4 separate regions of the Mus musculus genome follow, and regions 2, 3 and 4 are each linked to region 1. The links are chromatin loops, found by intact Hi-C in ENCODE. Cell type or tissue: gastrocnemius. All regions are shown on one strand.

Evidence for each region. Peaks named below come from ENCODE experiments on the same cell type or tissue, not always from the same donor. Only the 100,000 strongest peaks of a DNase experiment are listed, where the experiment ranks them.
Region 2: a loop joins it to region 1, with 9 times the contacts of the local background. A loop is called at or near these places in 30 of 42 quality-filtered maps.
Region 3: a loop joins it to region 1, with 2.8 times the contacts of the local background. A loop is called at or near these places in 23 of 42 quality-filtered maps.
Region 4: a loop joins it to region 1, with 2.4 times the contacts of the local background. A loop is called at or near these places in 2 of 42 quality-filtered maps.

What each region holds. Positions count from the first base shown.
Region 1 is chr11:76,081,361-76,089,360 of GRCm38, reverse strand. Vps53 (VPS53 GARP complex subunit) reads left to right here. Exons shown (of 22, transcript NM_026664.4): 14 at 6,677-6,919. Among named protein-coding and RNA genes, the nearest start is that of Rflnb, 58 kb to the right of the region's middle. In gastrocnemius, a CTCF peak has its summit at 3,282 (motif pointing left); a DNase peak (open chromatin) is centred at 3,276; H3K27ac peaks cover 1,560 bases.
Region 2 is chr11:76,163,346-76,171,345 of GRCm38, reverse strand. Vps53 (VPS53 GARP complex subunit) reads left to right here. Exons shown (of 22, transcript NM_026664.4): 3 at 5,098-5,147; 4 at 7,482-7,548. It overlaps Gm46252 (a long non-coding RNA gene), which reads right to left. Exons shown (of 3, transcript XR_001780093.2): 2 at 7,457-7,584; 3 at 1,009-1,083. Among named protein-coding and RNA genes, the nearest start is that of Vps53, 12 kb to the left of the region's middle. In gastrocnemius, a CTCF peak has its summit at 3,757 (motif pointing right); DNase peaks (open chromatin) are centred at 954, 2,161, 3,766 and 4,047; H3K27ac peaks cover 1,225 bases.
Region 3 is chr11:76,148,828-76,156,827 of GRCm38, reverse strand. The region is part of intron 4 of Vps53 (VPS53 GARP complex subunit); the gene reads left to right. Gm46252 (a long non-coding RNA gene) reads right to left here and starts at 5,977. Exons shown (of 3, transcript XR_001780093.2): 1 at 5,813-5,977. In gastrocnemius, no CTCF peak of the experiment used is centred here; no DNase peak of the experiment used is centred here; H3K27ac peaks cover 2,877 bases.
Region 4 is chr11:76,214,530-76,222,529 of GRCm38, reverse strand. It overlaps Gemin4 (gem nuclear organelle associated protein 4), which reads left to right and starts at 4,958. Exons shown (of 2, transcript NM_177367.3): 1 at 4,958-5,052. The coding sequence starts at 5,043. It overlaps Dbil5 (diazepam binding inhibitor-like 5), which reads right to left and starts at 4,917. Exons shown (of 2, transcript NM_021294.2): 1 at 4,782-4,917; 2 at 3,865-4,303. The coding sequence starts at 4,258. The coding sequence ends at 3,995. Glod4 (glyoxalase domain containing 4) reads left to right here. Exons shown (of 9, transcript NM_026029.3): 9 at 499-2,135. The coding sequence ends at 564. It overlaps LOC108167850 (a long non-coding RNA gene), which reads right to left. Exons shown (of 2, transcript XR_001780094.1): 2 at 7,820-8,000. In gastrocnemius, a CTCF peak has its summit at 4,816 (motif pointing right); DNase peaks (open chromatin) are centred at 4,905 and 5,631; H3K4me3 peaks cover 1,670 bases; H3K27ac peaks cover 1,955 bases.

The DNA of each region.
Region 1 (8,000 bases):
TCAGACTTATGGGTGCAGTCACTGCTCTCATAGTTCCACTCAGAATCTGCAAGGGAGGTGAACAGACCTCTCACCAGCACAGGAGACAGAGGAGGGGCCTGCATCCAGGAGGACCTGAATTTCAGTTAGAGTTCTACACTCACTAGCCTGAAGCCTTCAGCATGCCACTTAACCCCTTCTAGGCTGTTATGTCCTGTCTGTATCAAGGTTCATCAGCCCATCTCATAGGCTTTGTAATTTGAGTGATACACCTCGACAAGTGGCTCCTTGGTCCACAGTGGATGGTGTGCAGGGGCTGCTCTGCCCTCTCAGGATGCCTGTGTGGGAAGGTCACCTCATTGGGACTGCAGACTTCATATGGAGCCAGGCGTGGAGTCTGTGCTCTCTTCTCAGCATTCTTTGTGCCCAGGCGACATTTTGGCAGAACCTGTCCCAGCAAATAGTCACACAGCAGAAGGCCCACAAGCCAGTATATAGGAAAGAAGCAAATCCCTGCCAACCACCTGTGTGACAAGCTGGGCTAAGCTGCCCTTACCTGCATAAGTGCTTTCCCCGTTTTTGTGTTGCACCTTCTGCTCTGGAGCTGGTAGTGACTCCCCCGGCTAACTTGTGGGGGGATTTCTACATCAGCACTGTCTTCATTCTATCCCGTGGTTTTCCTTGTCAGGAAGTTGTTGTGACTCAACTTCTGCTTACTCTCCTGAGTTCCCTAAAGTAACTTGTTACCATTCCTACCCCCTTCTTAGCTTTGTCACACCCACAGCCTAGTTTTGTTTAAAAAAATAAATTTGTACTTTCAGAACAGTTATAAGAAAGCCTACAGAAGTCTTTACCCCTTCCCCGGCTTCTCTGTCACTTTGGCCTTTCCCACCTTTCTTCTACACACACCCATGTGTTTATGCACATACACTGTTTCAGCCATTTGAACTCTCAAGTCTGAAATAAGACTGTGTATGTCCTAAAATCAAGGACCTGGGCTGGAAAGATGGCTCAACACAACAGCTCTTGCCAAGGACCCGAGTTCAGCTCCCAGCACCCTCATCAGATGCTCACAACCACCTGAACCCAGCTCCAGGGATCTGACAACCTCTTCTGGCCCTGTGGGCACACATACATTCATATATGTGGACAGACCCACGTGTGTGCATATAAATGAAAAACAGAGGTTAGGAAGGTAGATCAGTGGCAGTGTCCACCTAGTATCTACAGGGCCCTGGGTTTCAGTCTCGGCACTACTTCAAACAAACCAGCAAACAAACCTAACAATAAACTTCTGTTGGGTTCGGTGGGTAAGAGCACTATACACTTCCAGAGAACTGATGCTGGGCTCCCAGCACCCAGCATGTGCGCGCGCGCGCGCGCACACACACACACACACACACACACACACAAACACACAAAAATAGTGATCTTTTTAAAATAAATAAAAGTTTAAAAAGACCCAGTCTACATAACTATAATGTAATCTTCAAGATCACTTTGATCTCTTATTACCAGTTAAATCCAGAGGTCATGTTGAATTTTACCAGTTGTGTTTATCTAATTCATTAATTTATTTATTTTGAGGCAAGATGTCATGTATGGCAGGCTGTCCTAAAACTTGTTACATAGCTGAAGATGGCTTGAAATTTGTGTGTGTGTGTGTGTGTATGTGTGTTCATGGTAAGAGTGTGAGTGCACATGTGTGTGGAGGCTAGAGAATACCCTTAAGTATTCAATTTACTTTATATTAGAATCAATGTATACCTTTAGGAAAGTTATCAAAACTCGCACATGATGTGTGTGCAGTGGGAGGTGCTTGTGATCTAATGCTCAGTTGCTGAGGCAGGAGAGCCTTAAATTCCAGGTCGGTCTGGGCTACAGAGCAAAACCCTGTTGTGAAGCCCAAACAACAAAGCTGGACATGAAAGTCAGCACGGTGCTGCTACCGGCCTCAGTTGTCCCACTATTGCCCTTTTCTCTCTAGAACTGATCATTTTAGTGTTCAGGCTACCTGTGATGTGTCCAGGAGGACCTCTTGAGCTGGCTCTTCATCCTTTTTCCATGCCCCTATCATTTCCTGAGCACTCTCCTTTCTTTCTGGCACACCAGGCTTATCTTGTGCATTATGTCCAGCCCTAGGGTCATGCTTGCTTCCAGGCTCCCCATTTCCTCTGTAGCGAGTGACCTCAGATACCAGGCTCTGGTGTGAGAGTGCTGAGTGTGCTGAGTGCCATTGTTCCTGGGCACTCAGCTGAGAGAGCTGAGAAACGTGTGCCCACATGAGTGTAGATGCATCCACACACAGGCTGTCTTCATACTACCTGGACCTTAAAGCCTGTGGGTTCATGTCAAGACCTCTAGTCTAACCTAGCACCACAGGAGTTCCCAAGCTGATTACTGCCTCTATAACACAATAGCAAGATGCACGGCTCCTCGCACTCTCGATACATTTACTTGCTTCCTCCATTTGTCCATATGTAGCCCATCCCCCAGTCTCTTCCTAGGCCCACCCCAGAGGCAAGTCCATACCTCCAGCCCAAGAGAAGTGAGAAGGGTGCACGTTAGTGGGTGCAGCTCTGAGTGCATGCATGCTGAATCTGTGTGGGACTCTTGGGCCACCTCCTCCCAGTGCCGCTGCTACATTGCTTTCCAGTCTACTTATTATTTCTGAATGCTGACTTCAGATCCATCCACACGTATCATGCTGAGCCCAGTCTGCAATGAGACGATTGCTTCTTCTCCTTTGTTCATCGTTCCCTGTAATACTCTTTACTCCACATTCATCTTTAACTTAATCAGCAGAACTCCTAACAGTATGTTATGTGAAACCTGCAAATGCTTACACAGTTCTTGGGCACAAAGCTCAAGCTGCAGAGAAGAGAGAGAAGGAAACCACATGTCCATGAGGTTTCTCTCAGCGGGGGAGTCAGGAACAGCAGTGTGGCATGTATCTGCTTAGTACTCTAGAGACCTGAGGTCAGTGCCAGTGACTCTGTGACCTTGCGCAAAGGTACTTCAAGTTGCCAACCTTGGTTTCTTCCCCTTTATAGCTATTGGGAGGAATAAATGACATCATATTTTATAACACATCTATAAGCTAATGGGAGAGAAAGACCAAAAAGAAAACAGGGAAAAAAGAATGTGTTGTATGATATTAAAAATATGAGGAGCTGGAGAAATGGCTCAGCAGTCAAGAGCACTGACTACTCCCAGAGAATCTGGGTTTAATGTCCAGCACCCGCATGGGGCCTCACAACAGTCTGCAACTCCAATCCCAGGGGATACACCACCCTCTGCTGGCTTTCTTGGGTACTGCGCGTACATATTGCATAGGCAAATATGCAGGCAAACATTCATTCACATAAAATAAATAAAATCTCAAAAAAGGTAAAGGTCTGAAGGGATAGCAGTGGGAATCAAAAGGGTCTCACTGCCTCACTCAAGGCCAGGGGCTTTCACTTTGCATCTCAGCCACAGCCACACTCTCTCCTTCACACCTGATCCCTCTTTGGTTTTGGCTTCTGAGATAGGATCTCATGTAGCAGACTTGCTTCACCTCATTATGCAGCTAAGCATCTCCTGCTCCTACTGGCTCTACCTCTCACTTCTAGCTACATCCTTTTGTTCTCTCCCTGATTCTGCAGCAGGCTTTCTCTGCAGCCCATTCCGCAAACAGCATTTTGTCACTCCCTTGAACTGTGACTATTCTAAGGCTGCAGGGATTCTCAGTAGCCCACAGCCCTTGCCCAGGACTTGAGCATTTGTAAACCCTTACTTGCTCACACTTGCTCTCAGGTGGAAAAGACTCCCTGTGTTCCAGGCTGCAGATTGTTGGGCCACGCAGCCCTTTCTCCATTAATCCTACACGAAGATCTTGTCAAACGTCTGCTGTCAGTGATAACCTTCTTTAAGTTAAATGTATTTCAATCTTACCTTACAGCCCTCAAGCCTTGCGTACAGGAAGTGAGTGCTTGATACTTAGTCGGACTGGCCCAGTACTTCATAAGCAATGAACCTCAGAGGTTCCACTGGGGCATCTGGATGCATGCTGGTGCAGGGTGCAAGAGGGCACAGGCAAGCTTCCTCACTAGGCTTCTTTCTCATCTGCAATAGAGAACAATGCCAAAAGTAACTTGGTGGACATTGCACAAAAATATAGATCTCTAGAGGGTGTTTTTGGTAAACAGTGCTCCATGCTTTATGATCAGGTGGGCTCTGAAATAGGAAGTGGGTAAAGACAGTTGGGGTGGTAGGAAGAGATAGGTGGATAGATAAAGTCACTGCAGAGTGTCATCTGTGTGGAGATGAAACCCTCAGCAGACTCCAGTGCATTCTCTGCCTTGCATTTCTCCTCTCCTACTCCTTCTCCTCTTCTTCCTCTTCCTCTTCTTCCTTCTCTTCTTCCTCTTCCTCCTCCTCATTCTTCACTGTGCCGGCCCCTATCCCCCTCTACTTCTGCACTTTATTCCCATCCTTAGGAACAAAATGTGGAAGATGGTCATCTAAACATACTTTGGGTACTAACGTAAAGGATAGCCTGACACACTAGCCAGGGCAGTGGGCTGAGGGAGCATGAACAAATACCGCCACCCCAGGGGAGACCCACTAGTGCACACAGAGACCTTAACACTGTAAATCAGCTGTGTCTATGGCAGATACTTGCTGGAGTGCTGTTCCCAGTACTGTGGAATTACAGCATAAATCAGGGAATGGGCCCTGTTGATTCACATCACCCACTGTGCACCAGGATAGGGAAAGCTTGACCTGTTACACAGTACAGAAAAATATTTACTCAAGTGCTAAAACCAGGTGCTGTGGTACATGCATGTAATTCCAGCAGTGGAGAAACTGAGGCAGGATATCACAAGTTTCAGGCCAGTTTGGGCAACATAGTAAAACCCTGCCTGGAAAAAAAAAATAGTAAGAACCAGGTGTATAGCACATACTATACCCCAGCACTCAGGAGGCTAATACAAGAGGAGAGTCATAAGTTCAAAGCCAGTCTCAAAACAGATGAACAAACCAAAACCAAATCATGTGGTAGTGAGTGGCAGGTGATGGCAGTTCCAGCTGAGGGAGCAGGTGTTGGTTTGAGTGTGCAATGGGGTCATGGCCTAGAGAGCTAGATGGAAGGTGCTTTGGCCAGGAGGTGACAAGTGAAGGCCCAGCAGTGGGGCCACAGAGGTGACTGGCCTGGGTGCCTTCTCCGCATAAGAGCTGTGAGGATCCATGGGAAAGTAGGGCAAGAAGAGTTTGTGCAGAGTGGGGGTGGTGGCCAAGGCACTTGCAAAGGTCATCCAAAGAGGCCTGTCTCCACAGGCAGAGACCTAGCTCTGTTAAGCAGCCACATCTGGATGTCATAAACCGAGTAACAAAAGCACTGGAGTAAAATGTCAATTGTTTCCTATTCCTGCTAATCGATGCTGTGTGTGGTTCTTGCCTTTTTCTCCTTATTGTATAAATATATTTTTAAAACACAGCTGGATTCTTATAGCCTTAGCCAGCAAGCTAAAAAGATACCACATGTCAAGAGGGGCCTCCCATTGTCCTCACAACACAGCTGTACAGAGGACAGTAGTTAAAGCCCTGCTAGATTCCAGCTCCTGATGACTTGGAGTGACTAGGGCAACTTGAGAGATGTTTGATTGGGAAAGTGGAGACAGATCCCAGCCACCCTCCTCATCATGACCAGGCAAGCCACTTTTCCCAGGCACCACTTATATCCCAAGATTTTTTTTTTTTTTTACATCTTTAATTCTGAAAGTTCTACAGAAAAACTATTCATCTTAAAGAAGGAAAGCATTCTTTCTTTAAAGCCATCCATCCTCTGACACATTTAGGTTCATGATGTCTACATCTTTGTTGCCATCAGAGCCTTTTTGTAGGCTGGTGAAAAGCATGAGGCTGGGGTCCAGGCTGTGGGGGTTTGCACCCTGCTTGTCTTGGACAAGGTGTTTTTCTGTGCCTGGCTTTTGGAGACGGGGCATAGTAAAGTAGGTACCTCCGAGGGTTATTGCTAAGAGTTAGCATTCTGTGACATGATTATAAAGTACAGCTGTGACTCCTGGGCCATCATAAGTGTCTAGGAAATGGTCACCACCTTTAGAATTTGGGACTTTGGTTTGTGGAAAGGGGAGCTGGTGCTTGGCATTCCGGGGTGCATGCTTCTGTGGCAGGTTCTCCAGCCAGTTCTGCCACCCAGTTTTATGACAGAGTTTTAGGTGTCAGTTTTCTCACCTTCTGAAGGAGCAGCAGTGCTCTGTCTCCCTCACCGGGGTCTGGGGTCAGACATAGTGATGAGATGCCTGGAGCAAAGCAATCTACAAATGCCAGACTTCATTACTGCCATCTTTTTTTTTTTTTTTTTTTTTTTTTTTTTTTTTTTGGTTTTTCAAGACAGGGTTTCTCTGTGTAGCTCTGGCTGTCCAGGAACTCACTTTGTAGACCCAGCTGGCCTCGAACTCAGAAATCTGCCTGCCTCTGCCTCCCAAGTGCTGGGATTAAAGGCGTGCGCCACTACCGCCTGGCTACTGCCATTTTTTTAAGCAGGGAGATGAGTGCCACATGGATAAAATGGGCCCACTTGTAAATTTGGGTCGCACCAGGGAAGAGCACTCATGGGAACAGCTTCGGTCCTTGCAGACAGCACTCCTGCCTGATCTCTCCAAGTGAAACAATATTTCTGCTTTTCCAGAAACCTCAGCGAGCTGATAGACCGGTTTGTGGCAGATTTCAAAGCCCAGGGCCCACCCAAGCCCAACACTGACGAAGGGGGTGCTGTGCTCCCCAGCTGCGCTGACCTCTTTGTCTACTACAAGAAGTGCATGGTGCAGTGCTCACAGCTCAGCACAGGCGAGCCCATGATCGCCCTGACTACCATCTTCCAGAAGTACCTCCGAGAATACGCCTGGAAAATCCTCTCTGGCAACCTGCCTAAGTGAGTCCTGTTCTCCTCACACTCAGCGGGGAATTGAGGCTCCTGATATCCCTAAATATGGGAGTCTCAAAGGAAAGCCACTCAGGTTGTTTACTGAACTGCTAAGAATGTCGAAGAAGAAAACACTCCTCCCAGGCTCTCAAGGACCTGACCCACTGTTGGTGATGTCTTCTATAATGGCATCCACAGCTGACCACGACTGTCAGCAGGCATGTTCCCCCAGACACCAGTGTAGGTCACAGTACATCACTAAGCTGGGCCTTTATGTATATGTATACCGTACACATGGTGTCAGCACAGAAAAAAAGAAGTTAGTTACTCAGTAGCAGAGGCAATGTGGCTCCAGCCTGTTGATGCCCGATAGACAAGCTTTCTTCCTCTGACTGTCTTCCAGCCTCTGATGCTGTGACCACAGCCCTAAGTGTAGATGTGGGTGAATTGGGGCAGGGGAGAACGCTGAGTGGGTACAGTGTCTCCTGCACAAGCGTGAGGAGCCAAGTTCAGATCCCCAGCACCACACAAAAGGCTGGGCTCGACAACATTCGCCTGTAACAGCAGCAGCAGGAGGGCAGAGGCAAGAAGACCCCAGGGCCTCAATGGAGCTAGTCAGGCCAACTCTAGCAAGCTCTGGGCTTAGTGAGAGACTTATCTCCAAAACCAGATGGAGAAAGACAGAGGAGGACGCCATCATCAACTCTGCTCTCTACTTGTGTGTTCATGGGCGCATGTGTGCACTGTTAGGCCGTCTTACTCCATGTGTGCACTTATGAGCTCCACATGTATGCACCTTAACTAAGAAAGATTAAGGAGAAGCAGATTCTGTGCCACAGATGGCCCAAGTGGGATCTTCACCTCGGGGAATCCCAAGCCAAGGCACTAGGTCAGCTGGTCTCCTTGGTGAGCATGGGGTCACCCCAGGTGAGGACTGCTCCCCGCTCTCTAGGCGTTGTGTCTTCCTGTTCCTGTGGGTGAGATGGCCTGAACAGATGACAGTCAAGGTAAGGTCAGGAGCAAAGGCCCCCATTGTGTGTTGATTTATTTGTACTGTAGCCAGCCTTTCCTCTGCTTTCTTCCCTGTCAT
Region 2 (8,000 bases), 82 kb before region 1:
CTGGAAAGAAGAAAAGGGGGAAAAGAAAAGAATAGTATAATCAAGAAATTTGAGCTTAGCTGAGCACAGTGTCATCTGTAATCCCAGGACTTTGCAGCAAGAGGATCAGGAGCTCAGATCTAGCTACTGGATACTGAGAGAGTATAAAACTAGTGTGACCTACTTGAGACACTCAAAATAACCCAAACCAGGTGCTGGAGAGATGGCTCCGTGGTTTTAACACTTGTGGCTCTCACTGAGGACCCAAGTTCAATTTCTAGCAGCCTGCTACCCCCAACCATTTGTAATGCCAACTCCATGAGTCCAGTGTCCTTTTACGTTTTTTTCAGGCATCAGGCACACATATGGTGCACATTCATGCTTACAGGCACTCACACAGCAAATAAATACAATTAAAAAAAATAAGTAAACAAACTTTTTGATTTGTTGACTGTTGTATACACCTATAACTCAACTGCAGGAGGACCATGAATTTAAGGCCAGCCTTGTCTGATGGCCAGCCTTGTCAAAGACATTTTTAAAAAATAATTATAATTTTTTTTTTTTTTACTGATCTTCAAGGTGCTCTGGGTCTTTATTATCAAGTAGAAAGAAAACAAAGAAAGCAAACAAACTTGGTTTTTTTGCTTTTGCAGGTGACAAATGACCTCAATCTGTTCTTAAGAACACATCTATTTCCATAGAAGAATAGAGTGTAACACTCACAACACGTACACTTTCTTGAGAACATGGGATTATTTTACCAAGGATCTGAATTTTCTCTGTTCGGCATGAATTATTCAAAAGAAGGAAATGATTTTCAATAAAGCATTTAGCAGTACAATCCTATTACAACCAAACCAGATGAGTGGTTGTCAAAGAGATGTGCCAAGCAGCAGTATGTCCATATGCTGGATTCCCACAGGGCTTTCTTCCCACTCCTGGGAAGACTCGTACCTCATAGGCTGCACTGAACAGATGGTGTGTGTCAGCTCTATCAGACGCAGGTGTAAAGGAAGGTCAACCATCACAGAGAGCATGGGGTGTTGCTCGGTGATAGAATGCTGGCCTAGCAGAAACCAGGCACGAGCACTTCAAAACAACCTAAAAGATGAAGGGGAAAAAAGCAACTAGAATCAGACAGATCTCCAGAACCCTAGACTGTCCTTTCAGACATTTAAATTATTTTTTATAAAATATTTTATAAAAAATCCTGTCTGATTCCTGAATTTTAACCTGGAAGGAGTATGGTAGTGTTCCTCGTGTGGCCCAGGGGATTAAGGAAAATAATTTCTGTGAGGTGACCAAATTAATTGATAACACCCTCTCACTTGTGTTTGTTCAATAGGTAAGCTGTACATCTATCATGTAATTAAGTGTAGGGTGTGTGTATGTGTGAGTGTGTGTGTGAGTGTGTGAGTGTGTGTGATCTGGGGCTTTACATGTGCGAGGCAAGTGCTCTCCCACTGATCTCATGTCCTGAGTTGAAACTTCTTTCTGTTCTTTTGATAACCTTATTTGTGTACTGCCATGCCTTTGTTCTTTCCTAACCTGCCTGCCCAGTGTCTCTAGGGGTGGCCAGAAGGGCCATCAGATGAATCTGCCCTTGTGCCCTAATCCTTTTTTTTCCCAATCAGTGGCCCTTGTTTACAGGTCTTTGTCATTTTAAATATTCATGTGTGCAGGCATGTTTGTACCGCTGTGTGTTCTTGGAGGTCAGAGAACAGCTTTTGGAGTTGGTTCTTTTCATCTACTATAGTTTCTAAAACTCAGAGTCATCAGGTTGGCACAGCAAGATCTTTTACCTGCAGAGCCATTTCACTAGCCCTCTTTGATTTTTAAAATGCAGTTCCACATCTGCATAATTATTTTTCGGGATTCTTAGAAAGCAATGTTGTATGAAGAAGAAGAGGAGGAGGAGAATGAGAGAGAGAGAGAGAGAGAGAGAGAGAGAGAGAGAGAATAATGTAGTTTAACCAAGACCTTCCTGTCTAAAGGTAATTCATTTCTTGAATTAGCAAATTATCAAATGTCTACTGTAGTGCAGTCAGTATTGATCAGTATTGATTGATTGGTGTGGAATGGCCTCCCAGGCATATGGCTAAGTGAAATGGCCTGGTGCAGCTGATCCTTGGATGTGCTTTTAACTCAGACTGTCTGAGAAAGTAAGCCAGAAGCTGGCTCGGAGCCATGGCTTCTGCTCAAGAGAAGCTGCAGTCAGGTGGAACTGGGCAAGCGGAAGCCTGCATTTCACTACGTGCTCTTACTGTCTAGATTTTTGCTTGTGAATATGTTTTGACAATTTTAAATACCTTATAAATATTTTATACTTGTAATTAAAACAGTCTTATAGTGTGTAATTATATATGATATATACATAGTTATCCATGAGTATGTAAGACATATTATCTTGTATGTCCCTCATTTAGAGGTGTGGTAACAAAGCAGAATTCCTGGCTGCCTTCATCCAGATTTCTCAAATACTTTGTTTTTCTTTTGAGACAGGGTGTCTCTGTGTAGCCCTGGCTGTCCTGGAACTCGCTCTGTAGACCAGGCTGGCCTCGAATTTAGAGATCTGCTTGGCTCTGCTTTCTGAGGAGTGCTGGGATAATGATGTGTGCCACTACCATCTGGTCTTAAAACATTTTTTAAGTCAACGTGTGTGTGTGTGTGTGTGTGTGTGTGTGAGAGAGAGAGAGAGAGAGAGAGAGAGAGAAACAGACAGAGACACAGACAGAGAGAAAGACAAAGGGGAGGAGAGAGAGGGAGGGGGACAGAGAGAGACAGACAGACAGACAGACAATGACTATATACACAGACTGGTAGAAGGCTCAACAGGTAAGGCACGTGCCCCTAAGCCTGAGGACCTATGTGAGGACTTATGTTCAGTCCCAGGACTCACACAACAGAAGAGACCCGACCCTCACAAGCTGTCCTTTGAGATTTGTGCTCAAGCCGTGGTACTTGTGTGCACATACCTGCACTTAAGTGCACACGTGCGCGCGCGCGCGCGCACACACACACACACACACACACACACACACACACACACACACTCTCACTACTGTTGCTTTAAGAGGGCTCCAAGCCGGGCGTGGTGGTGCACGCCTTTAATCCCGGCACTCAGGAGGCAGAGGCAGGCGGATTTCTGAGTTCGAGGCCAGCCTGGTCTACAAAGTGAGTCAGGACAGGACAGCCAGGGCTACACAGAGAAACCCTGTCTCGAAAAAAGCAAAACAAAACAAAACAAAACAAAAAAAGAGGGCTCCAGCAGAGTTAGTAGGCCAGGAGCTGTTATGCTCATTTTCCTTAGAAACTCAGGGATGTTGAACAACTGCCCTCCAGCGAGTTGGCAGTGGCAGAGTGGACGAGTGTGTGGTCCTGGATAACTCACTGGCTGTTCTGACATGGGCAGTGATTTAAATCATACACAGTCCAGTTGTGAAGGGACTAACATAACAGAGTAGGAACAAGTTCACCCCACCTGAGTTGTTTTCCTCATTAAAATAGCTTCTCTTTTCTGAATTTCACTTTCACCGCTGGCTGACTATTCTTGGATTTCTGAAAATTCCGAGTAAGCCTTGGCTTAGCGGAAGTTGTGTGAACAGGGTAATGTGGCATCTCAGGTCTGTTCCTGGAAGGTTTCTGGCTTCCTCCTGTAGCAGAGAGCCAGAAGCAATTTTTAATTTTTAAGCGTAGTTCCTCCTGAGAAAAAGTATCTGTTGGGGAAAAGGCCAAGGGAATTAGAAAATTACCATCCTCCCATCTTCCACCAGGGGGCACCATTTCACCGTATTTTCTTTCGAGGTTTGCTTGTTTTCACTATTCCATAGCAGTCAGTAGAGATGAATTAAAATATAGACAAATACTCAGCCACCACTGCCTGATTTTTTTTTTTTTAAAGAGACTCACTAAGTAGACTGCTACTCAAACTTGTGATCCTCCTGCCTCAGACTCCTGAGTGCTGGCATTACAGGTGTGTACCATTGTGCTTGCTTGAGCAGACTCATGAACTTTCCCAGGTGAAGGGCACCATCACTCAAGGAGGACCCTGAGGACTAACACAGTGTCCTCGGTGAGCCTCTCTGGCTGTGTCAGCCACTGCTTCCTCAGAGAGCTGCTGTTGGACTCGGGTGAGAAGTAGCCCCCCCCCTGCTTTGGGATTGCATCAGTGGGGTTGTGTCATCTGCAGCCTTGCTCCTGACTTTCCCCAGCAGTGGTGTGTAAGAATTAGGCATCTTGGTATGGCTGTATCCATTCATCCCATGTCTTTCTATAGTTTGTTTTATAGTCATATTTTTTTTTCTTTCGAGGCAGGGTCTCACTTTGTAGTGCTGGCCAGCCTAGAACTCAAGAGACTCCCCTGGCTCTGTCTCCTGAGTGCTGGAAATACAAGCTTGCACCATCTCATCCAGGCCACAACCTTGTATGTCCTGTGTTAGCAAACTTCCCATAAAGGTCAAGACAGTCTTCTAAGCTTTATAGGTCCCGCAGTGCCCGGTACAGCTTCCCAGCTCTGCCACCACAGTACATGAGCAGCCACAGCCACATGGGAGTTGACTAATGTGGCTGCCTTCCAATAAAGCTTCAAAAAGAGAACAGATAGTATTTGTCAGCTATGCTTAGGGGCTGGGAAGATGGCTCAGTACGCACTGCTGAGGGTGAAAAAGTGTGGCGACTGAGTCTGGTTCCTGAGCACACATGTAGATGCTGGGCATGGTGGCTTGCCTATACTCTCAGCACTCAGAAGGTGAAGACAAGGGGTTTCCAGAGCAAGCTGGCAGGGAAGACTAGGTGGATCGGTGAGCCTTGGGTGTGAGAGACACTACCTCAGTACATAAGGTGGGCAGTGAGGAAGACTCCTGATGTCACCCTCTGGCCTGTGCATCTGTGTGTTCAAAGAATGGACATACATGCCTACACACATGTACACCATGTGCACATGTACACAAACCAAAACATTTTAAAAAAATAAGATGATTTTTAAAAGAATTAAATGTGCTATCAAGATCAAACTTCTTGAGGTGTCACAAACATCCCTTGAGTGCATTATTTCTCTGTGAAAGAAAATTCCAACAAGGACATTAACAGCCAGCAATCTTCTTTTCTTTATTGTAGTCTCTGGCAAACATTGACGATGTTGTGAACAAAATTAGACTGAAAATAAGGTAAGTAATGCCATATGCTTTTTTAATGAAAGGCATATTGTTAATCTAGTCATATCTGAATCACATTTTTTGATGAAAGCACTGAAATCTCAAATTTAAAAGTAATTCTTCTCTTGTGGCTTTTCATGTAAACTCTATGGCAAAGAGCTTGATTCTTTGGCCAGTGTTTTACTGCCCATACAAAACGAAGGGAGCTGGAACAGACTGTTCAAAAGCAGTTACCATCAGGCGGGCTGTCGTGGTGCACACCGTTAATCCCAGCACTCAGGGGTAGACACAAGTGGATCTCTGAGTTCAGAACCAGCCTATTTTATATAGCCAGGGCTGTACAGTGAGACCCTGTCTTAAAACAAAACAAGACCAAAAAAAAAAAAATCATCAGGGCTGGGAATGTAACTTAGAAGAGTGCTAACCCAGCATAATAACATGAAGCCCCAGATTCAGTCCTAAAAGCATGGCATAAACCCATAAACCACGTATGGGTGCAAACACTTATAGTCTTAGCACGTGGGAGGGAGAGGCAGGAGAGGCAGGAGAGGCAGGAGAATCAGAAGTTCAAGGTCATCTTTGGCTACGTGGTAAGCTTGAGACCTGTCTGGGATTTATGAGACCTTATCAAAAAAAAAAAAAAAAAAAAAAAAAGGAAAAAAGGAGAAAGAAGAAAAGTTAACTTTCAAAGAAGGAATAACTTTTCTATAACGTTTAATGCTTTTATTCTTTAATAGGTTTGCCTATTTTGTAGTACTAAGACCAGCTATGGAGATGAGGTTATATCTTTTGGTCACCTGTAACTATAATATTGAATCTGCAGGTTGACTTAGGTGTGGCCCAGAATTAAACTTTATGGTTAACCCAGAGCCTCACTGTCCATGTCATCATTAGGTGCTTCCTGCCCAGTGGTCTTCTTCTGCCTTATCCACGTCTGCATTTATACATTTGGTACCTGAGAGGTACTAAACAAACGTCTTTTCATTATATAAGTAGCTTGACTACGTTGCTCCAAATTAATTTGGGGAGTTTGTATGTACTCATTTGTTTCCTTTTAAAAATATTTATTTTATAGATGGGGTCTCTCTCTCTCTCTCTCTCTCTCTCTCTCTCTCCCTCTCTTTCTCTCTCTCTCTCTCTATAGTCCCTGGCTGTCTTGGAACTCACTATGTAGACCAGGCTGACTTCAAACTCAGAGATCCACTTGCCTCTGCCTTCAAAGTGATAGTATTTGAATGTGTGTACCACCATATCCAGCTTGGTTTTATTTGACTTTTTTTTGATGAGAAGACATTTTAAAAATTGAAAATGTTCATTTTGAGTCTAGAAGATGAGTTGTTCCCCTCCCCCACCAAGTTCTTTAGATCTTTTGGTAAAGGGCACTGCCATAAATGTGTCGTCCACTGTTGCCTTAGGAAGCACAAAGAGGAGCTAGAGAGGAGGCTTGTTTATTAAAGCACTTGTCGCTCTTAACACGAAGACCTGGGCTTGGCTACCAGCTCCCACACAGTGGCTCACAACCATCTATAACTACTCCTGGGTGATTTGACACTCTCTGCTGACCTCTGCAGGCACTAGGCATACATATGGTACACATGCATACATACAGGCAAAGCATTCATACACATAAAATAATAAAATAAGTACATCTTTTTTAAAAGAGCCTCCTTGTTGTTTTGTTAGCTCCAGCCATAGTGGCTCTAGAGGAGACCTGAGCATGGCCAGAGTTTATATATAGAAAGTAGAACATCCTGGTAACCCAGGGAGCCCTGGCAGCAAGGTATTTCCTGCATTCTTGCTACCATACCTTAAACAGATTCTTCAGGTACAAGATGAAGCTGACTGACAGAAATACCTCTGGCAGATGCCCTGTACAATGGCCCTTGCTGAGCCCAAGGGAAAAGAGATCCTGGAAGCCATAGACCTGCCTCTGACAACATCAGGGCACAAAGAGTAAGCTCTGATTTCACAAATCACACTACTCCTTGACCCTTTTAATGTCTCCAAAGTAGAGATTTTGCAGTTGCTAATTTGAATCTGCTAGCTTCTTTCTGTAAAACACCTTTAATTTTGTCACTGCTGGTTTACTCTGGAAACATTTACAGTCATATTGGTTCTTTCAGCCACTTCTGAATATTAGCTCTTGCCCCTTTTTAAACAAGATAATGCCTATGCCTGCATTAATGGCAGCTTCTTGTGTTTGTATTGCTGCTTGTACTTGTTTGGGACTCTGCACTAAATAGACGCAGCCTGGAAAGGTCGGTGAGTGAATGCTGATTTTCTCCCCAGAATAGTGTTTACTTGAATGACTTGTATCTTACCTCTGATTTTTATTCTTTTGGCCAGGAGACTGGATGACAATATCCGGACTGTCGTAAGAGGTCAGACAAATGTGGGGCAGGATGGAAGGCAAGTAAGTGACACATCCCTCTGCGTTGGTTTCAGTCCCCTAATTTTATAAAGACCAAAAAACCAAGTGACCAAAAGTTGAGCAGTTTGTTTGCAGTTTATTAGTCTGTTCCTATACAGCAGGAAGCATGGTTGACCTGCCCCACCATGTCAGGGGCTAAAGACCAGCCACGGACTCTCACTCAGTGCCCTCCAGATCCGCATCACTCACGTATTAATGCACAGCTCACCCAGGGCCAGCAACCTGCAGGCTCTGCTGGATGAACTGAAGGGTCCTGGTATTCATCCTTCTATGTCCTGTGCCGGCTTTGGTCTGCAGCCTGGTTGCCGGGCACAGTTAGATTGCTGTGGGAGATGCTGAGGTGAGGCAGCCATGGTTCCTCACCTGCTCTGCCAGCCAGCAGGACTGGGCTCGTTCTAGTGTGCCAGTCTCACTTTGGAGGGCTGTGGTGGGGG
Region 3 (8,000 bases), 67 kb before region 1:
GAAGCCAGGATTGTGGGTTTTTCTGTGCCTCCCCAGCTCTGTTAGTTGGCCTGGTGTTTTTCCTAAACACTGTAAAGGCCAAACAAAACATGTGTGGCCCAGCACTCTACCACTGCCCCAGGTCTTTTTCATCTGAACCTCATTTAAACTCTCTCCTCTATTTGTGTGGTAGATTCTTTAAAATCTGCACCAGACTTTGTATGTGCTACCCTTGGTTATATCTTTGTTTTACTTGATTGTTTGAACCTGTCCAGCTCGCTGTAATCTCAGTGACTTCACCATCAAATCTGCCACATATGCCCTCTCTGTCCACTCAAGGTGTTGATGAGAAAGTGGAACAGGCTAGCTCGAGAACCCTGTACTCTACCATCAGACTCCTCCTGCCCCCTTCTTCATCTTCACTTCAGTCTAAAGTGCCAGGCCCAGAAAACACAAAATTCTTACCTGTTCATCATCATCCAGGGTACTCGTGCGCTCGCTCTCTCTCTCTCTCTCTCTCTCTCTCTCTCTCTCTCTCTCTCTGTGTTTGTTTGCTTGTTTCTTTTTTTAAGATTTATTTTTATTTATGTGTAAATGTGTGTGTAATACATGTGTGGGTTATCATGGAATTACAAGCAGTAGTGAGGTGCTTGATGTGGGTGCGTGGAAACCAAACTCATGTCCTCTGGAAGCCAGCAAGTGCTCTTGACTACTGACCCATCTCTCCAGCACCCCCCCCCCCCCAGACAATATCTCATATAGTGGACCAGGCTATGCTAGAACTCAATAGGTAGGTCAAGCTGGTCTTGAAGTAATGATCCTCTTACTTCTGCCTCTTGAATGCTAGGATGACAGGTAAGGCAATACCTTGCCTGGCTCAGGGCCATGTTTACTAATCATTGGGTTTCTGTTTTCTCTAGAGAAGGAGGTTAACAATACTTAGTTGCTTCACTTGTAATAGAGACATCATGAAGATTCAGGAGCCAAATCAGGAAAGTGTGTTGCTTTCCAAGGAGAAATTAGCCATTGCTTTTCATCATTAAAAATTAGCACCTCATCTAATTCAAGCATTAGAACAGAAATAATGTTCCCAAGACTGAAGTAGGTCAGTGTTAGGAGGAACACACGCTGCGCTCCTTGGTGTAGCTAAGTGTGCTCTCAGCAGGGGAATGGCGGGAGTGTGTGTTCCACCTTCATCATTGTTAGTGTATAGCACCTTCCTTGGGAAAAGTTAAGCCCATCGACTGATGAAATTCATTAGGAAATAAATGATAGTAGGTTTAAAGAATACACACACACACACACACACACACACACACACACACACACACACAAATTGCCAGTGCACATCTGTAATCTCAGCACTTGGGAGGCTGAGGCAAGAAGATCATGAGTTTGAGGCCAGCCTGTGCTACATTCTGAGGACCAGTCTGTAATAAATAAGTAAATACATGGATGAATGAATGAATGAATGAATGAATGAATAACAACTGCTTCTTGATTTCTCCTTCTAAATTTACCACCTTAAAATGAGTAAGCTTTTTGAAGTATAAGTTATTATTTTCCCCTTAGTAAGTAATTGATAACAGCTGAACATTCCTGCCTCAGCCTCTCTAGTAGCTGAAACTACAGGAGCAAATCACAGCACCTGCCCCCACAATCCATCCTCCACCATCTGGGGTGTGTCTGCACATCTGTGTTTTTCAGTCTTTCTGTCTTGTGTCTCTTTTATATTTTACTTTTCAGAATATTTTTAGGCTGAAATAGCTGTGGTCTGAGCACGTCCCAGGAATGCAGACAGCACTCACTGATTCATGGAACAGCCTGGCTGTCAGCCTTCTGTAAGCATAGTGTCCCTCAGTGTTTGAGCCTGGCTCCCATTCCCTACCCAGGACTTCTTACACCTGGTGCAGAGGCTAAGGGTGGCTTGTCTTTATCTGGTAAGTTGGGTCCGTGTAAGTGTTCTTCTTTGCTTGCTTCTAGAGCACTTAACTGTGGCTAAAGCAAGAGCTTTTGATGGTTCAGCCCTGTATGTGACTGGGTTTGATCTGACTACTAAAGTACATGCTTTCATTGCACCTGAGCCCTGATAGCACCTTGGCTCCCATATGGTGTTTGAGACAAGAGTCTTTTTAAGTAGCCCAGGCTGGCTTCAAGCTCAGGATATAGCCCAGGCTGGCTTCGGTCTCAGTACTCCTGCCCATCCTGTCACATGTAGTGCCTTTTTATTTTTTCTCGTGAACATTTCTGAGGCCTCCTATAAAACCCTCATGTTTAGGCAGACTATGAGAAATCTAAACAGCTGTTTTCTCTCCCTCTATGACTAAGAAAGGCTGAACATTTTGTTGCAGTTCTCAGAGTTACTTACAGTCATTGGGCCGTGTTGTCTGTTGGTGTGGCGGCATGGTCCAATTGAAAATGCTTGAGTTGGCCTTGAATTTGAAAGTCACCTCCTCTGTTATCTGTGGCTTTAGGATGTGATACCTCTTTCAGCTCAAGATTCATACTCCCTCTGCTGCTCTTTTATCTCTTAAAACAGGGTTTGTCTGTGTAGCCCTGGCTGTCCTGGAACTTGCTCTGTAGACCAGGCTGGCCTTGACTCAGAGATCTGCCTGCCTTTAACCCTGCCTCCTGAGTGCTGGGTTAAAGGTGTCTGTACCACACTTAGCCTTTGCCCCAGGCTCTCATCTAAGTCATGAAGATAATGCCGACCTCAGGGTGGTGAGGTCAGAATGAATGTATTTTCAACATCCCTCACACTGCTAGGCTCACTCAAGTCTGAGAAGGGGCTGTAATGTTGCAGGTGTGGCTACTGATGGTGACAGCCCTTGGGATACTTGTGTCCAGATGTCTGTTGGGTTCCTTTGTCTTTTCCACCAGCTCTGATCTTTTCAGTTCTCACTGCCCTGCTTTAAAGCCACTCCAGGTACCTGCATGTCCTTCTGGAGCTCTGAGCCACACCCTCAGCCCACACGTCCTGCTTCGTGAGCTAATTTTCATACATGTCACTTATTCAGAATTCTTTGACTCTGATGTCTAGTTCTTTCTCCTGCTGTCTCAGTTTCTATTCTCTTTCCATGATTAGCGTTGCCTTTCCTGTCTGGTCCCCTACATTAAACTAGATTAGCCAGCATGGACTTTTCAAATGACTATCATTTCTACCTTTTCCTGTTTTCATTCATTACTTTTTACTCATGTGTTCATCATGTGTATTACTTTTTCTTTCTTTTTTTCTTTTTTTTGAGACAGGATCTCTCTATATCGGTTGGCTGCCTGTCTGTACTGGAACTCACTATGTAGAGCAGGCTGGCCTGAAACTCACAGAGATCTGTCTGCCACTGCTTCCTGAGTGCTGGGATTAAAGGCGTGCAGTGCTACACTTGGCTCATGTATATAACTTCCTCTTTCTTCTCTGTCTTATTTGAACTTCTTTGAAAAGGTTGTGTGTATGTCTGTTAGAGGAAGGGAGAGAGGGAGAGTGGGAGGGAGGAGAGGGAGGGAGAGAGAGAATATGTACATATATATATGTGTGAATGTGGTATACACCTGCATGTGTGCCAGCACATGCACCTTTGCACAGGCATATGGAGGCCAGAGGAGGCTGTCCTGTGTCTTCTATCACTCTCCACTTTATTTGAGACAAGGTCCCTTACTGAACCTAGAGCAAGGTTGCTGTCAAGCAAACCTAGTGATCCTCCTGTCCTGCCCCCACAGTATGAGGTTACAGGCACATGTGTGATTATGCCTGGCATTTTACATGGTGCTGGGATCTGAACTCAAGCCCTCCTGCCAGTTTAATAAATGCTCTTAACCACTAAGCCAGCTCTCTGTCACCTGAGAGTAATGGTATTAAGAGGAAGGCTTTTTTTCTGAATACCACATTGGCCACATCTTTAAAGTTTTCTAAAGTAGTGGCTGCACTTGTGCTGACTAACAGATAAGGTTCCGGGTTTTAGAATATATGTGTGTAACTGAGTTTATGTGTCTATGCCATGTGTGCAGGAGCCCTCAGCGGTCAGAAGAGGACACTGGATCCCCTAGAACTAGAGTTATAGACAGTGGGTGCCAAGAACCAAATCTGGGTCCTCTGCAGGAATAGAGAGCAATATGGGCTCAGCTTAACCACTGAGCCATTTTTGTTTTATAATTTCACCTGAGAATAGAGCTAAGTGTTACGGAATATGTGTAATGATCCTCTTTAATTTTTTTTTTTTTTTTGCTAAAATTAGTTAATATGGCATATAGAGGCAGGCTTGGTGGGGGGGGGGTGGCACATGCCTGTGACCCCAGCACTTCTGAGGCTGAAGAAGTAAAATCTTGAGTTCAAGGCCTCTGGGCTACATGGCACAGCCCTGTTCCAGAAATAAAACAGAGACATAACTTTTGCTTCTTCATTCACATCACTACACTTAAAAACCATTTTGTATCCACTAATGCATGTCTGTATGTGTGGTATGTGTTTGTAAGTGCAGGCTTCATACAGAAGTCAGAGACAACTTTGTAGAGTTTACTTTCTCCATCCACCTTTACGTGGGTTTGGGAAATCCAGCTTAGGTTGTCAGAATTGTGTGCGAAGCACTTTTGTCTTCTTGCCAGCCCCGTATCCTTTCATTCTAGACAGTTTTATCGAGATAGAATGTACATACAATGCAATTTATCTGTTTAAACTATCTTTTTATACTATTCAGTATCTTTTGATATAGTAGATTGCTAATATTGAAAAATACATAGGCTGTATGTAACATAATGTACTGTGGTGTTAATTGTGGTCACAGTGCTGTGCGTGTGTTACTGCTCTCTGAACCCCATGCATCCCTAGCAGCAATTCTAATCATTAAGCAGAAGCTCCTATAGCCTCCAATAGCCTTTCCCTGTGGGTTTTCCTTTTCTAATATGCCAAATAAATGGAGTCCAACAATATCTATACTTTCATTTCTGATCTATTTTACTTATATCTGCTACGTTCATCTATATTAATGTTGTGTACCAGAACTTTATCACCTTTATTGCTAGGTAATAGTACCTTGTGTGGACTCACCACATTTTGGGTTTCCTTCCATCTGCTCAGGGTCCTTCTTTCCGTTTTTTTCAGTAAATACTTGAGAGTAGAGCTACTGGATAATTTATCTTAATATTTAATCTCCTTAGAGACAATTTCCACATTGTTCAAAATGTTAGTGTTTTTCTTTTTTGGCTAAACTCAGTGCATTAATATAAGCATGCTTCCTATTTTGCCTTCACTTAATACGTGAGACTCTATGTTTCAGATAAGCCATACACAGGCTTAAGCTTTCAATAACAAGAGACGTACTCCCCATACCAGCAAAAACCACCCTGCATTTGTCTTTGGTTTAGTTAACAAGTCCAGCCATCAGGCGTTTCCTTCCTGACCATAGAAACACAATTCCCACTTGTCTGCAACATGATTATTGAAAATACTTTTAGAAAACCAGTGTGCCAAGTGGGAACAGAGAAGTTTTATTCTTCTTCTGAGTCATGCCCACATAAATTGGCCCAGCATAACGGTTGCTACCTCTCCATTTCCACGTTGAAAGCACTCAGTTAAGAGCTGAAACTGGAGTCTGCACCTGAAGAGGAGGGTGTCACTCATCACCATTGTAACTGTTACTCTTGCTTTGACTGCTAGCAACTAGAGACTTTGAAAGGAAAATTCCACTTTCAGATTAAGGCTTTGCCTTCGGAAAAAAAAATGGCAATAATTCTACCTAACGACAGGCAGAGCTTTCCTGGGTCTCAGGTTTTGACACAGGAAGTCATTCAGCTGTGTTAAAACAATGGGTGGGAATCTGAAACCCTGTCTTCACATACAAACCTGGCCTCAGTTTTTCTTCCCTCTTTAAGCCACAGAATTTAGAGCAATATGGGCTCAGCTGTGTTTGTTCATCAGTGTTTTCATTAATAATGGCCAATTTTCAGGGGTCTGTAATAAAGCTGTAAAATTTCCTTTGCTCTGACTTGGACACCCTGGTCTCTTCAAGGGGAGATTTAATTTTGTAAATCCATAGACAATGCTTTCTAGTCTGTATTGGTCTGGTGTTTTACAGTTGTCTTTATTAAAGCTTTTAAACAACAAGAAACTTGTTAGCCTCTCAGTAGTGTTGGATCACATGCCAGGATTCCAATTTTTTTTTTTTCATTTACTTTTGAGGCAGGGTTTCATGTACCTGAGGCTGGCCTCAAACTTTCTGTGTAGCTGAGGATGACCTTGAATCCGGAGCCCCCTGCCTCCACCAGCTGCTAGGCCGGATTCTGATTTCTTTTTCCCTGTTGTATTGTGGACTCTGGAAAGACTCTGGGTTGCTTTTGGTATATGATTCTGATTCACAGACTGTGGGTATTGGCCAGTATAGTTGAGTGCCTATGGTTAAAAGGGAGACATTTCTTCTATAATATGTCTACTAACAAGATTTGATGATCCCAATTTTGTTTTGTTTGTTTTGTTATATAAAGCAGAAGAGCATAAAGAAGGAGAGGTGTCTCAGTGGGTAAGAGTACTTGCTCTGTAGGAGTGAGGACCTGAGTTCAAATCTTCAGCACTGATATGTAAAGTCCTGTGTGATCATGTGATTATTGTAACCCTAGTGCTTGCTTGCTGTAGTGCAACGGAGAGCGATAGAGAAGACGGCCCAATGTCCTCCTCTGATGTACACTCATATGTGCATATACCACATATACTAACTACATGCACTCACACACACCTAAATGAATAAATGAATAAATACAAATAAAGCAGAAGAGGCAAATTGAGAGGGCTTTGTTCTATCTCAGACTAATTACTACCCCTTGTTTTCTTGTCACACTCAAAACTTTTTTTTTTTTTTTAATTTATTTACTATATGTAAGTACACTGTAGTTGTCTTCAGACACTCCAGAAGAGGACATCAGAGTTTTGTTACGGATGGTTGTGAGCCACCATGTGGTTGCTGGGATTTGAACTCAGGACCTTTGGAAGAGCAGTCGGCACTCTTAACCTCTGAGCCATCTCTCCAGCCCCTCAAAACTTTTTAATATTAGTTATTCTTGTATGTCTGCATGATCTGTGTATGAGTGCAGCTGTGTGGAGGTCAGAGGGCAACTTTCAGGAGTCAGTTCTCTCTCTCCACCTTGTGTATGAGTTCTTTGCCTGAATATGTGTATGCACCGTATTTGTACCTGTTGCCCTGGAAATCAGAAAAGGCTGTGGGACCCTTGGAATTGGGGTTATGGATGGTCACGAGTGGCCATGTGGTTGCTAGGAACCACACATGAGTCCTCTGCACGAGCACCATGTGCTCTTAACTGCTGGCCATCTCTCTAGCTCCTCATTCTTGATGGTGATGAGTACTGTATGTATGGCCTCAAACAAGCCAGGGAAGTACTCTACCTTTGAGCTATAGTCCTGGTTCCCAGTTGCCTTTTGAATTAAAAAAAATACTTACAAACAGACCTGGGAGCCACTCTTTCTTGCTACAGAGCCCAAGAAACTAACTTATGCATGTGGGCATCCCAACAGTAGCAGTGACTGATAGCTCTGCCAGCACAGTGGAGACGCAACTACAAGTGAAACCCAAGGCTGCAAAGAGCCCTTTGTTCACAGTACACCCCCCTGGCGATACTAAAATAATGGGGATCACTGAGCTCCCAAAGTGAGTAGGTGAAACAGGAAGGGGGCACACGCAGATGAAGTCTCTCGGACACAGCAATCCTTTGACAGGACGTCCAGATACAGGGAATTGGGATGAAGTAAGGAACTTTTGACTTGGCGCTGGAAGTCTGGCTGTTTGTGGGAAGCCGTCCTTTGTTACACTTGGACGAGCTGTTCTCTCAGTGTGTCTGTTTCCTAAAATATTGAATTTCTGTACCTTTTATTCAGCAAAAGCAGCTGAGGCTTTTTTCTTAGGCATTCCTTTTCTTTTGCCATTGGGTTGGCTGCTCTGAATACCGTCTCCCACAAGGGTTGCATTTCCATCCAGGGAAGCTTTGAGAATGCTCTGGCATGCCTGCGGGTTCAAGGCTGGTGT
Region 4 (8,000 bases), 130 kb before region 1:
TTAAAGGCGTGGGCCACCACTGCCCGGCTAGTTTTGGATTTTTAAGAATTGATTTTTCTGTGTATCTCTGGCTGTCCTGAAACTTGGTCTGTAGGTCAGGCTGGCCTCAAACTCAGAGATCTCCCTACTTCTGCCTCCTGAGTGCTGGGAATAAAGTGTTTGCCTGGCTGTCTCAAATACTATTTTTGGTGGTGGTACTGGGGTGTGAACTGAAGGTCAGTATTCCACCACTGGGCTGCATTCATTTTGTTTGGTCTCAGATTAAGCTCATGAGCATTGAGGGTTCCTGTTCTGCCAAGGACTCGGTAGTTGCACAGTCCCTGGTCTTTCATCAGCGGCCAGGCTCTCTGGCCAGCTGTGCAAATCACCAAGCAACTGTTTGCTGCTCACCAGCTCTCCTGTGAGTGAACAACATTCTCCACACAGATGGACTGCTTTAGCATTAATGCACGGTGGAGAATGCAGACTTGGAGTAACATTTGTCCCTCTGTTTCCTAGGCAATGGAAGCAGACAAAAGTGACGAGTGGTTTGCTACGAGGAATAAACCAAAGGCTTCGGGTTAGTGGAAGACACATGAAGAGCACTTACATCTCCAGTCCAGTCTGTTATCAGTCTGGCACTTATGTTTTGAGAAATGCTCCCACCACTTGGCTGTGTCCTGCATAGGAGGTCTGTGCAGTAGTTTCACTCTTCAAAGCTCTGTTTTTAGAAATGAAATATTTTTATCACTCTTGGTAGAGGCAAATTCCTACTGTGTGTAATTGTATTAAATTTGGTAACAAATTTATTGTCCAGACTGAGACAACTATATGGAATATTACTCTTGGTTGGGGCTGGAGGAAAATCTGATTACCTGTTAATCATGTAGATACTATTGAAACAAATGTCAGAATGAAGCCAAACCAGCTAGGCATGGGGGTGCACGCCTTTAATCCCAGCACTTGGGATACAGAGACAGGAGAGTGTCTGAGTTAGAGGCCAGCCAGGACTATAGAGACCCTGTCTCAAAACAAACAAACAAACAAAAAAAAAACAAAAGCTAAATCTACTGCTTAGAGTACTCATTTCCAGGACCCGATGGTAAGATTCTGTTCTGTTATCTTACCACAGAAGGTCTTGACGTTTAGAAACTTTTCCCATTGGCTTTCTGAGACAGTCTCACCTGATAGCTCTGGGTAACCTATTAATTCACCATGTAACTCAAGGCAGCTTTTAACTTCGTAACTGGAACTCGGTAGGCTAGATTGGTCTCAAACTCAAGAGACCAACCCACCCCTGCCTCTTGCTGAGATCAAATGCACAGGATACTGTACCCAGTGGTTTTGAATGTTTGTCCTGCTTCAGCCTCCAGTGTTAGGACTATAGATGTGGGCCACTATTCCATGTGGTGGATTGAACATGGTTGGCCCATGGAAAGTGGCACTATTGGAGGTGTGGCCTTATTGGAGGAGGTGTAGCATTGTTAGAGGAACTGTGTCACTGTGGAGATCTCTTATATGTGCTCAAGTCTGGACAATGTAGCAGTCTCCTCCTGGCTGGTTTTCGATTAAGATGTCAAACTTTTGGCTCCTTCAGTACCAAGTCCACTTGCATAATGCCATGTTTCCAACCATAATGATAATGGACTGACCTTCTGAAACTGTAAGCTAGGCCCAATTAAATGCCATTTTAAGAGTTGCTGTGGGGCTGGCGAGATGGCTCAGCAGGTAAGAGCACCCGACTGCTCTTCCAAAGGTCCTTAGTTCAAATCCCAGCAACCACGTGGTGGCTCACAACCATCCGTAACAAGATCTGACTCCCTCTTCTGGTGTGTCTGAAGACAGCTACGGTGTACTTACATGTAATAAATAAATAAATCTGAAAAGAACCTTAAAAAAAAAAAAAAAAAGAGTTGCTGTGATCATGGTGTCTCTTCACAGCAGTAGAACTCCTAAATCAGACACCAGGCTTGATGTTTCAAAGAATTTTTTGGCTATGTATGGACAGAATCCAACTCCTAGCTGGCACATCATCACCCCTCACCTAAACTCTGTAAAAACCCCTTGCTTTAGCCTGCATGTGTGACTTCACTGATCCTGTGAGGTCAGTGAACCCACCCAAGAGCTGCCTCCTAATAAACCTGCCTTTATCAACCATAATGGTGAATAGGTAAACTGCTTTGAGCACCCTTCTGGCGGGTGATCCAGCCTTTAGCCACCTGCCAGAGTGTTCTAAATTCAAGAATTTGAGAATCAAAGACACAAAGGCATGCACGCACGCACACATGCCAGCTTAATTTTTAATATGCCTAACTTGCTCAGTGGCCGGGCACTTCCAAACCTCCCCTCAGCTAGCACAGACTCCCCTCTGGCATTCCTGAGTTAATACCTTCTAAATCAATATTTTATTTTTGCGGCCCTGTTTCCTTCTTGGTAGCCTCCATTGGGGTGGCTTTCCCTTTACACCTACATTGCTGGATGATTTCTTTCCTGCAGCTCTTTAATCTCTCTGCTTCTAAGTCATGGAGAATCTGCCTGCTCTTCATCTCCTTCTGCCCCTTGCCCAGTCATTGGCTGTATGGCAGTTTTTTAGTACTGATCAAAGACACCTGGGGGCAGGGACCCTCAGCATTTGGAAATAAGGCTTTGGGGAGATGAATTAAAACAAAGCATTAGAGCCAATTCCCTACAATCTTTTAATCTGGTCTAGTCTGGCCTATATCTGCATCACTGAGAGAGAGAAAATGGCCATCATAGGGCCCACAAAGAGCCCTGTAGGTAAAGATGCTTTCCAGGAAAGCCTAGCAGCCTGAGTTTGATCCTGTGAACCCATGTAAAAGTTGGAGAGAACCAACTCTGAATTGTGTTCTGACCTTCACATGCACACTTGGCACCCTCACACCCACACACACAGTGCACACAATAAAAAAAATGTAATGATAAACAATAAACTTTATAGCCATCATGGTGGCTCATACTTTAAATGCAGCACTCAGGAGGAAGAATCAGATGGATCCCTGATGGCCAGCCTGGTTTATAGAGTGAATCCAGATCAGCCAAGTCCTATCTCATAAAACAAAGTATAGCTCCCACCCCCCACCCAACTGCCTAGAGAAACTTGCTGTTATATGACCAGATTTGCTAGAGAGCAAACCCTGGTGCCAGGCAAGTACTGCTTGCTTCAGACAAGACACATACTACCATGCTACCACGAAGTTAAGAATTCTACTTTAACACTTCATTTGCCAACTTCTGGGCACAATTTTAGCACACTGATGCCTCTGTAGTGATGGACACCGGCACTTACATGAGCCACACGTGCGTACGTTCATGTGCGTGTGCATGTGTGTGTCCGTCCATCACTGGGCCCCAAGCAGAAACCTAGGTTAAGAACATTTAGGTTGCTAAGGCTTAGGTGATTCTTTCAGGCACTGAGATGCTGAGGCCACCCTTCTTCCCTGTCCCTCAGCTGCTGTGCGTGATGCATGACCCACTTCACCATGTCACTCAAAGTTTGAGTTCCATCAAAATCCTAACTTCTCTGGACCTGTGTTCTAGGTGAGGGCTTTTCTATTTGTCTTTAGCTCTTTAGAAGGCAGAGCCCCTTTCTCCTCTGTACTGTTGGGTTCTTGGTGTGTTGATAACCCCTGATAATACAGATCCAAGCCCCCACCCCTGGTTATTTTAATAGCATGATTCACCCCACCTCTTTGCTCTTCTGCCAAATATCCACACACATTGTGGAACTGGGAAGACTATTAATGCCAGTCAGACCACAGAAAGGCAGATTAATGGAGTTTCACCCAGCAGAGAGAGGCTTCTACACATCTAAATACTTCTCCAGGACCCTCAAAGTTTCTCTTTTGCCACAGACTCCACTCTCATGCAGTTTGAATGATTTATTGGTGTTTCTGCTAACGCTGCTACCCTTTCAGTGTGTTTCAGCCATCAGGAATCTTAAACCCGTCCCCTACCAGTGGAGCCATGCTACTTCCTTGTGTCTGCCAAAATGCTCTTAGCATGGCTCCTTTTTCTTCAGCTCTTCCACTTTAGCAATGTAGATCCTCATGGCATCCATCTTGGACATCCCTTTGTTTACCATCCAGGCCTCATATTTGGCCTTTGCTCTCACATCTGTGGCAGGAGGGACAGGGATGTTACAGTCGCCCTGGGTGGCCTGTTTGTAAAAGCTGTACACCAGCAGTTTCTCCTGATCACTCACAGGCCCCTTCAGCTGCTTGAGTGAAGCACAGGCCATTTCAAACTCCACTTGGCTCATTGGTATACCAGAGGCAATGCTTCTGTTTTTAAGTGATGCGGGGTACTAGAAGAAAGTTGGAAATAAGCAAACCATGTTATTGTTAGGCCTTGGAAAGAAGGGGTAAAGAGATAATGTGTGGGATGAACACGGGGCGTTTGTGTGTTTAATAACGTACAAATCGAGGACCAGGAATCCATTCAATTGCTCCTGCCCCGCAGAGCTTTTTCCAGTGTGACTGCCCTTCAAAGTTATAAAAGCACCTATGAGCTCTGAAAGTTGACTCTGCTGTTGCCTATAGGAGATAGTGCAGCATGAAAAGCAAGCATATAGGGAGTTTTGTGTGTCTTGGGGGGGGGGGGGATGAATCCCGTGGATCCGCTGCTGGTTAGTACACAGCTGAAGGAAAGTTATTCCATGTGGGTGAATCCGGGGCGAGAGCTGCCCGGGGTTCCTGAGTGAGGGTGAATGAGGGGTCTGGACTAAGGGGTTCGACCTCCTTGCCTGAAGGGGTCAGGTTCCACATGGAGACAGCCAACAGTACCTGTGGTTAAGAAGGCTGGGAAGCCTAGGCCGAGAGGGGGCGCTGTGGCTAGGGTGGCTTCGACGCTGCGAGCTTGTTGGAGAGGAGTACGCGTGCGCCTTGAACGGCAGCGGCTAGCAGACTACAGCACGGAAGCGGAGAAGCGCTGTGGGCGGAGCCTGTGACGCGCCTGTAGCGCCGCCCTTTGTGCCGTGGCGCGGGCAACGCGTTCGCGGCCTTGGACTAGGAGGGGCGGTCTAGCCCGCCGCCAGCGTCGCCGCCATGGACCTAGGTGGGTTCCCACTTCCCTACTCCGGCCCCTGGGCCGCACCCCCCCAAAGCACCTCCTGGGCAGGCTGAGGCTCTGCACTGCTCCTACGGTGCTCGGGAGGCTGGGGGCTTGAGGAGTTTTGGGGGACCCGCAGTCGCGAGGCCGGCCTCCATCCTGTAGCCCCACCACATGACGGTCTCCTAGAGTCCTCCTCCGTCCTTCGTAGTGTCTTCCCAGTGGGAAACCGGGAGCGAATATAGCCTTGATTCTCCTGGAAATGCTCAGGGCTACTGCACGTGTTTCGGAAATGCCGGGCTGGGAGGGACGGACGTCCGGAGAGTTCTTCGTTATTAAATGACTGCCGAGTTAGTGAACATGTTTCTTATTAGGTCGCCTAGTGCATAAAGCAAAAATACTGATACTGTCTTTCTCCCAGAGGCTTGGCGTTTTCTTTGCGACCACGTGCATAACAGGACCCCATTCGTTGACTCACGCAAAGCGACCACCCCACCCCCACCCCTCTCTTGTGAGCAGGAGTTGCGCAGCCTGAGATTTCACTTTTTGAATCCGAATTCGAGTGCTGCTTGGTTTGGAGTATCCTCCTAGGCGAGGTCTGGAAGTAAGGCGGAGTTGATAGAAATCTGTGGCCATCTGCCAACCCTCTCCACCCTGCTAGGTGTGCTCTTTAGAGGGTAAGACTAGGAGGCCGTCCTGGGAAGTACTCCAAGATTTGCAAATAATACGCTGTGGAGAAATGTCTTTGTCCCTAGCCAGCTCTTTAGTGTGGAATGGTAGTTTCGTGCCCTGCAGCTGTGAAGAGTGCTGCCAAGGCTTGACTCCCTAGTTGAGACACCTTGCAAAGTTGTGCCTGGGCCTCTAGCTTCCCATCTCCAAAACAGGAGTTATAATCCTCAAGAAGTTAGTTTGACGATTACATGATTTTTATAGGTGTCAAGCTGGGTGTGGTAGCTTATGTCTAACTAGCACTCTGGAAGCAGAGGCAGGAGGATCTCAAAATTCTAGGCCGACCTGGTCTGTATAGTTTCAAGCCAGTTCCAGCTATATAACAAGAGCCTATCTCAGAAAAAAATACAAGTATGCCACCCAGCACAGTGCCTACCAAAGTAACCAGTCACTTCCTAGCACCAGCTACTGATTTAAAAAAAAAAAAAAAAAAAAAAGCCTTTGAGTTTCCCCTGGCTATGAGCTGAGTCTGGGACTTTTCTCAAGCCACATGTACACAGTCTCTGAAAGGCACATGTTTGGCCGCAGACATTTGCTCTGCTAAGCCGATGTCTAATGCAATAAAATGTCATTTACAGTTATAAGGAAATGTGTTCGGGGGCCGGCAGACCAACCTGAGACAGAAAGAACCCTGGATTGCCTTCAGGTCTGGGTTTTGTGGGAGTGCTGAGCCTTGATTTGGGGTGGGCAGGCAGTGACAGTAAATGGTTAGTGGCCAGGAGATTTTTTAGTTGCCTGGTGTCAGTAATTTTTTTTTTTCCCTGGGGGTAGGAGAAGTTTGAGATGGTAGCCATGATGTAGCCTTGGCTAGCCTGAAACTCAGTACGTGGACCAGGCTTGCCTCATAAAAATCTGCATCACTAGAGAGCTGGGACTAACGGGATAGGCCACCACAGCTGTTCACTGGAGTCAGTACTTTTGCTGCCGACTCTGGCCTATGAGAATAGGGCAGATGTGTTTCTGGGAGCATAGAGGACTGAGGAGAGAGCTAGCAGTGACCGTGACAAGGTGTTGCACTCAGCTTCTAGGCCAGATTATACACTTTGGGAAAGACCTGTGCCCGTCTGTTTCTGCACTGGAGGAGACAAAATATTGACAAGACTAGTCCTGCCAACACTTGAGCATTTAAATCAGGCTCTTGATGGTCTGATTATGGTTAAGATAGCTTATATAACCCATCCAATTCTTCCATACCTGGGAGATGCTTCAAAAAGGTAACAATACCAGAATAGTTACAAAAGTGTGATTAGTGTATGTCCTGTGTCATGTGGTTCCCATACCATGAAGATTATAGTCTCATGTATATATGCATACATATATTCTCATGTATGCAGACGGGAGACTCAGTAAAGTGTAAAGTCACATCATGTTTTAACAACTGAGTTAGGATTTGAATCCATTATCTTGATTAAACCCCCACATGGCCTCCCTTTAAATGTCAGTTCTTAACTCAGTGAATGAGTGACCGCTGTCTTGATGTAATATTTGTTTTGTCCACTTCCTGGTTCCTACCACAGAGCCAGAACCTTCACCAGCTTGTCCTTTTTGACTGGAAGAAACTGCTGGGTGAACTTTTTCCCTGTAAGGCACAGAATGTTGAAACTTGTTGAAGCAGGAGTGTGCTTAGAAAGAAGGAAGGCAGGGCTCCGGATACAGCTCAGTGGTAGAGTGCTTGCCTGTTACATGCAAGGCTCTGAGTTCAAAAACAGGCTTAACTGAGTGTGGTGGCACAGGCTTTTGATCTCAGCACTCAGGATGTAGAGGCAGACAGATCTGAGTTCAAAGCTATCCAGTTCATAATGAGACCCTGTCTCAGAAACAACCAAAAACACTAAGACAATAAGCACCTCCCATCCCCCAAAGACTACCTATTGTATCTTCCATAGTCTGCCATCACTGGACTCAGTTTTGTTTAGGTTTTTTGTTTGTTTGTTTTTTAATTACATTCTTGGTGTGTATGTGTGGATACCACGGTGCACAAGTGTCAGTCAGAAGACAGCTTGTAGAGGTTACCATATCAGTTCTAGGGCTCAAACTCAGGTCATCAAGCTTGGTGGCAGATATCTTTAATCATGAGCCATGCTGCTGGCCTCTGTCATGTCTTTAATGCATATGTGGTAGCACTGTCCCCTATCCTCTACTCACTGTAACCTCAGCAGTCCAGTTGTCCTCTTCACACTTTGCTGAGGAATCTTAGTCACTTCCTTGATTTTCATGCACTTCTC